2 separate regions of the Homo sapiens genome follow, and region 1 is linked to region 2. A link is a contact called in ENCODE Hi-C data. All regions are on one chromosome and are shown on one strand. Each heading gives the region's core, a stretch centred on a gene start or an enhancer-like site at or near the end of the contact. The rest is flanking DNA. Distances are from core to core; before and after follow the strand shown. Region 1 overlaps LINC02541 (long intergenic non-protein coding RNA 2541). Region 2 overlaps FYN (FYN proto-oncogene, Src family tyrosine kinase).

Region 1 (3,338 bases), core at 430-2,929, 1.8 Mb after region 2:
CATTCTCAATTGATATGGTTTGGATAAGGGCCAATCCCACCACCTGCCTCCAAGATTAGCCCCCATCCAAACCATATGGATTGAGACTGGCCAAGCTGGGCCAAACAAAGCAAAAAGGACATATACTTCCCAACAAAGCTTCAAAACTTGTAGAATTTAAGCCATAAATGTTTATAGCCATCTTTGCCATCATGTGAGGAAGGCTGCCTAAAATAGAATAAGGAAGAAAGCTAAGTCAAAAGCTGAAAAAAGGCAAACTTACAGAACTTTTGTTGAAAGAGTTAATTTCAGCTAAAATTGAGGTCAATTCCAGCCTGGGACTTTTTGGTTACATAAGCAATAAAGTTCTGTCTTCCTGAAATCTGTTAGAATTTTCTTTCCCTCCTTTTCAGTGAGATTCAATCCTGCTAATTCAGTTTAAATCTCCCATACCCACCTCCCCCACTCACCAACAAATAAACAAAACTCCTAGTTTATTGTCCCAGATACTAAGCTATCCAACCCATGGGTTAGGTATTCAACTTAGCTTTATTAATCATAGGGCTCATTACTTTATGTATCCTGAAATACAAACTCCACCCCACCACCAGGCCACAGTTTACCATGCCCCTCATTTTACTTTATCTCCACATCCACTTCTTCCAACCTTGCAGAACCCAAAAACAGAGATCATGTTTTCCTCTAATTGACTCTGAGCCACTTACAGAATCACAAAAGCACCAAAATAGTTTCCTCCCTGTGTTTTCCCTCCATATTCAATATGTCAAAGTGATTATACATCCTGTGTCCCCAATTAACATAGTAGCATTCAATATTTAGTACACTCTGAATACATATTGGTGGAATAAATAAAATAAGCCATGCTGGAACTTTATCTGTTGTTCTTAAAAGAAAGAGAAGCTGCCAGAATTGGAGCTTGATCCAGGGGCTTCCCAGGGGACCATCCTCTAGGGAAGAAGATGTTGGTTTCATAGTTACTTGGTCCATTACAGTTCACAGAGGACAGTGCACACAAAATCAGAAAAGCAGGTGGGCTTATTGCAGTAAACGTGAAGCAATAGCTAGTTTCATTTTGATAGCACAAATTTTAGACCCTACCCTAATGAAACTATAATACATGAATAAAAAATGAAAGTTAATATATGAAAATGAAACCAATCATTACAATAAAAGGATGGGATTGAGGCTATATTTTCTAATTATGAAAAATCTCTTTTATGATATTTAATGTGATTTAAAGGATTTTCAAAACACTTAGTACAAATCTCTATGTAAATATTAATGTTTAAAAAATATTGCAGCCTAGGCAACATAGCAAGGCTCTGTCTCAAAAAAAATATTGCAGACTATTCACTTATGTTACAACATATACTCAAGTGGGAAATTCCCTGGTGACAAAATATCTAGAAAGTATGCCAATAAACACACACACACACACACACACACTTCAATTAAAGGAATGAGCCCATTTAATGAAATGGACTATCTCTTATCATGATATGTAAATAGCATTTCAGTTATAGAAAAAATACTACAAAAATCACTAGAGCAATTTTTTTCATTGCAAGACCTGAACATAAGGTGTATATTTTTGTAACTGTGTTTTTTAGAAAAGAAGAAGTAAAAGAAGAACCACCTGCACCTAGGTGGCAATTCCCCATCACAGGGGGAGGGAGCCAGTCTTGGCCACTGGGCACAGAAGAGACTGCTTAGGAAATCCCTGTGAGCTCTAAAGGAAGTAAGAAAACACAGAAATGCAAAGCTCCAATACTCCCCCACGTATCACAGACTCCTCTAAATTTCCCACTGGGTGTTTCAAGAGTTGGTCCTGGTGAGGTGGGAGGGGGAGACCAAAGGGAAGAGAAAAAAAAAAACAAAGGCCATTTGTGGGGAAGCTGAAAGGACATGGAGGTACAGAGGCAGAAATGGTGGCAGTGACGACATATGGGGCAAATATGCCCAGACCCTCAGCCTCCCCACTGCACCCACACTGTCCACAGGACAATCGGGGCAGGACCTTCATCTGTGTCCTCCGGTTGAGGGGTTGCCTACATAATCTGAAAGAGAAGCGTGAAACTCCAGAAGGGGAAAAAAATGCCTCTTTTGAAGGGGACTTCCCTTGCCAGTGAGGTTTCAGATCATGTTCTGTAACAGCCTACTGGCCTGTGACAGGGCCTCCAGGAAATGAGACAACTCAGATGCAGAGTACTAAGGGAAAAATTTCAGTAGTGGCTTGAGAAAACTAACTGTTGAGTCTGACAAAGCAAAGTTCTAAGATAGTGCGAAGTATAACTAGGGCTGCTTTGAAAAGGAAACCCAGAGAGCAAGGACAGGTGTCGCTTAGTTTTAAAAAATAATTAGAGCTTCTGTTTATTGAAAGCCTACCATGTGTCAGGAGCCTTGCATGCCTTATCTCTTACTCTTACATCAGATGATATGAAATTGACATTATTATCCCCATTCTCATCTGTAAAGTGAGAAAACATACTCAGATAAATTAAGTAAATTAGCCAACATCATCCAGTTCCAGGGCCACGATTCAAGCCAAGGTCCATCCGATACCAATTACTATGCTTCTGCCTTGGCCCTTCTGTCATTAATTCATGTGGTTCACTGTGAAAGTCATGGACTTCTTTAAACCTAGATTTCCCCTTATGACATGGTACAAGTAAGCCTAAAGTTAGATAAAATCATAGCCTATGATGAGCTAATTTAAGCTTCAATCTGTCTCTGTCACTAGCCAGTTCTGTGGAAATGGACAACTCAAGTAACTTCTCCAGGTCTCAGTGTTCCCATCTAAAAAGTGGGGTTGTAGTGGGCCTCTACAGCTCTTGACTTCTATGAGGCACACCGAGTCCTCACATGCCAACATAAAAAAGGAAATTTCAAAATTGTCTTTGTTTTTTAACAAAGTATATGAGGGGATTATTCCAGTTCTCTATGAATAATATATATATTTAAAGAGCCTATGTTTAAAAAATTAAAATGCTTTAAAACATTTTCTAGATGGCCTTACAAATGGAAAAAAAAAGTATTCCTAGCCAACCCTCTGTCAGCAGAAAGGCCACACAGAAAAAAGCAAATCACAATTCTTTACCCCTCTCAGCATAAATCATTACTCACCGTGGGAAAATGATTACTTGCCAGGAAGTAGAACCTATGAATCATTATACTGTTGTCCTCGACCTCTGATAGAGCAAGAATTAGGGGAAAGACTGAAAAGCTGGGGAGTGAACTCTGATTTGACAATAGTTCCACTCATGGCATCGTAAGGCAATGAAAACAGAAAGCTGATCGAGCCGTAGGGCTGTCAAGTCCCGGTGCTGCTGCAGTGCACG
Region 2 (3,169 bases), core at 613-3,112:
GAAACTGAAAGACAACTCTGAAATGCCAGGTGAGTGAAGGTGATTCCAAAGTGAAAGGTGACAAGAACTGGTCTCAGGGACCTGGTTGTGAGGAAAGAGAAAACACAGTAGGCCTTCAGAGAAAGGCATCTGAGGTGGCCAATTCCTCCAATGTGGGTGAAGAACGCTCTCAATGATCATAGGAGATGGCGATATGACGGAAAATATGAAAACCTGTCATTCACTATCTCGAATCTCAGCTGAGATATGGAGTGATACTCATGGGTTAAACATCCAGTGAATGATGGTTGCCTAATATTTACATGCAAATAGGCCTCAGATATTAACTGATTTGGGCTTTAGCCCCCAAAAGAAAAATTTTTAAATTATATTTCCAACAACAACAACAACAACAACAAAACAAATGCTAGGCTGTGCGCGGTGGTTCATGTCTGTAATCTCAGATCTTTCGAAGGTCAAGGTGGGAGGATGAATTGAGCCCAGGAGTTCAAGACCAGCCTGGGCAACATAGGGAGACACTGTTTCTACAAAAATAATAAAAAATATTAGCCAGGCGCTGTAGCAGGCACCTGTAGTCCCAGCTGCTAGGGAGGCTGAGGTGGGAGGATCGCCCAGGAGGTTGAGGCTGCAGTGAACCGTGACTGTGTCACTGCACTCCAGCCTGGTTGACAAAGTGAGATTGTGTCTCAAAAAAGAAACAAAGAAAAACAACAAATGCTTTTTTCTGAACGGACACATTTTGCTCTGTTGGTTCTGAAATGAGCCAAGAACATTATATAGTATTTGTTGTTGTTATTAAACAGTATCATCTAGAAAACACAAAAGCCTAATTATATTTTCTTGGCCACTGTAAAAATGGAATACTGTAAAGATATATGATTGGCTAGTTAGCCAATATTTATTAATACCAAATATAAGAAAACAGAATAAATATTATGATAACTGTCAAAAGTTTTTTGTCCTACCAGTTCATGGGCCATATATAAAAAAAACACTCCTGACACTTTACCAGTGAGGCCTTCCCACACCTAGCACCTCACTGCGGTCACCATAACGACTTCTAAACTTTACGAGTGGGTTTTATAAGTTACTTTATTTTCAATACCTAAGGGCTGTTTAAACTTTTTCTCATTATCAAATTTACTTTTTTGCGGTAAGCGGCACTTTGATGTACATCAAACTCTCTTGTAAAAGAAAAAAATGTTTTTTCCCTCATCTGGTAACAGTAGAATGGGGAAAGTGGCAGGTACTTCAGTTTTGCTTTTTTTTTAAATTACATTTCCCCTACTCCTACTCTTTAGAATATTCTAAAGATGGACAAAATCCTCCCCCGACACAAAGGTTTTGTCTTCAATTACCGTAGCATTATCTATGTTGACACACAGCAACAGAAAAAACAATACGGACAGGTGCCTTCCCTCTTGCCATTCTTCTACCCTGTGTATGAATCCACTCGACGTCAAAGTTGGGAGTTAGTCCATCCATGGCCAGTACTGACCAAAGAAAGGGGGTACAACAAGTAGAAGTTGGTAAATGATGATGATTTTCTCCCCTCACTGGCATCTCTTCATCTAACTCCTGTTGGGGATTTCACGGCACTTTGTGCCTCCACTTCAGACACTCTTCACAGTTGCACCTTACTCTTGATGACTGTCAGCTTCTCCCGTGGCCTAGCTCTTTGGTGAGACGGTCAGGACTTCCTCAAGCCCCCAAGGCTCACATACTTTCCACCACACGACGCTGCCTCATGTTCCACCCTGAAACCATCTCACTTTCTCATGGCAGCCTTATCTGGAGGGACTATGCAAATGCACAAATTGCTGTTTTATCCCTTCTGTTATCATCACTGATCCACGCAGCATCTCACTTTCTTTCACTTTACACTCTGACTGTATTCAGTAGTGACACATTTCACAACTTAATGAACGCCCCTAGATCTTCCGAAAAGCCATCATGCTCACCCAACAGTGGGAGCTGCTCTCCACAGACCACACATACCCACAAAGGAGGATCAGTCTTTAGTAGAGGTGAACACTTAACCCTCATTACCCTAGTAAGATTAGTACTCCTCATCTGAATGCAAGATTCCAGTCCCTCCTTTAAAAAAATCACCCATGGGCTAATATTTGGGTATGTTACAGGAAGTGGGACTCAAGATTTAAACCTACTAACATCAATGAGGACATCCAGGGACCTCTCCACTCACAGTAGTGACTGACTAAGCACCCTACCAACTTTCCCTTCCCATGGTACTGCTCCATCTCAGGGCAGTTTCACAAGACTATTATGACAGATCACAAATGCAGAATACCTTGATGTCAGCAAAGCACCTGATAGTCACTCAAAAACATATCCAAGCAAGATGGGAAACCCTGGTCCAAGTGATAATTCACTTTAGTGGCCTCAGTGACTGAATGGCCATACCCAAAGACACTAACATCACAGAAGAACAACACTGACCTGGAGAGAGGTCCTTGGAACAGGGCTTTGCACATTTGTCCCTGGTCAATGTTTTCATCAAGATGTGCTTATAGCAGTCACAAATAATTCACAGTTGAAAGGAGATAGTTAATTAATTGGACGACAGAATAGAGATTTTAAAAGACTTAAATAGGTTAGAATGACAGCCACAACTGACCAAAAGAACACCATCTTCCTCTCCAAATTAACAGATAAAATCTTGCTTTCAATTGTAAATAATCTATGGTATGTGTGGATAGGATGGTGTTATCACTTGCCTCACGTTCAGTTGTTTACTGAATGGAAACAACTCATCCTGTTTACAAGTTCTGCCAGTGATCCTGTCTCCAGACTCTGGGTGGGTATGGCTTTCAGCCACAGACATTCAGAATCATATCAATTTTACGATTCTGACTTCAGACCGGGGCTTCCTTTTACTCTGGGCTCAAGTATCTGTCTTGGGGCCTACCTCATTTCAGTAGTTGACTCTATAACTCATTCTTTTGGACTCAGCTCTTTGCATTAGCTTCTGAACTGAAGTCCCTGCACATCTGCATGCCTCTCATCTGGCTCTACGACATGCCCAGCCATACATTTCTGCTGCCAAACTTCTGTCCATCTAGACAGCCACCTATAGAAGAGTTTCCTCTGTACTATGTCTTACCAGATTATCCAAACTGCCTTCTGTTTACTCTGCTGCTGGTACCAT

Evidence for each region. A loop is a pair of places that touch in the nucleus more often than their neighbours do. Pooled maps may share reads with other maps.
Region 1: a loop to region 2 is called in a pooled map, with 7 times the contacts of the local background. The contact joins two enhancer-like sites. A Hi-C loop is called at or near these places in 2 of 37 single-sample maps with no recorded cell type and 5 of 50 pooled maps.

What each region holds. Positions count from the first base shown.
Region 1 is chr6:113,629,177-113,632,514 of GRCh38, forward strand. All of the region lies in intron 1 of LINC02541 (long intergenic non-protein coding RNA 2541), which reads right to left. Among named protein-coding and RNA genes, the nearest start is that of LINC02541, 19 kb to the right of the region's middle. RefSeq lists enhancers at 1,800-2,099, 2,120-2,259, 3,130-3,179. Within about 2 kb of position 1,680, at least 16 of the 41 ENCODE cell types and tissues checked have a DNase peak (open chromatin) inside an H3K27ac peak, as active enhancers do.
Region 2 is chr6:111,836,074-111,839,242 of GRCh38, forward strand. All of the region lies in intron 2 of FYN (FYN proto-oncogene, Src family tyrosine kinase), which reads right to left. Among named protein-coding and RNA genes, the nearest start is that of FYN, 36 kb to the right of the region's middle. RefSeq lists an enhancer at 1,849-1,938. Within about 2 kb of position 1,863, at least 4 of the 41 ENCODE cell types and tissues checked have a DNase peak (open chromatin) inside an H3K27ac peak, as active enhancers do.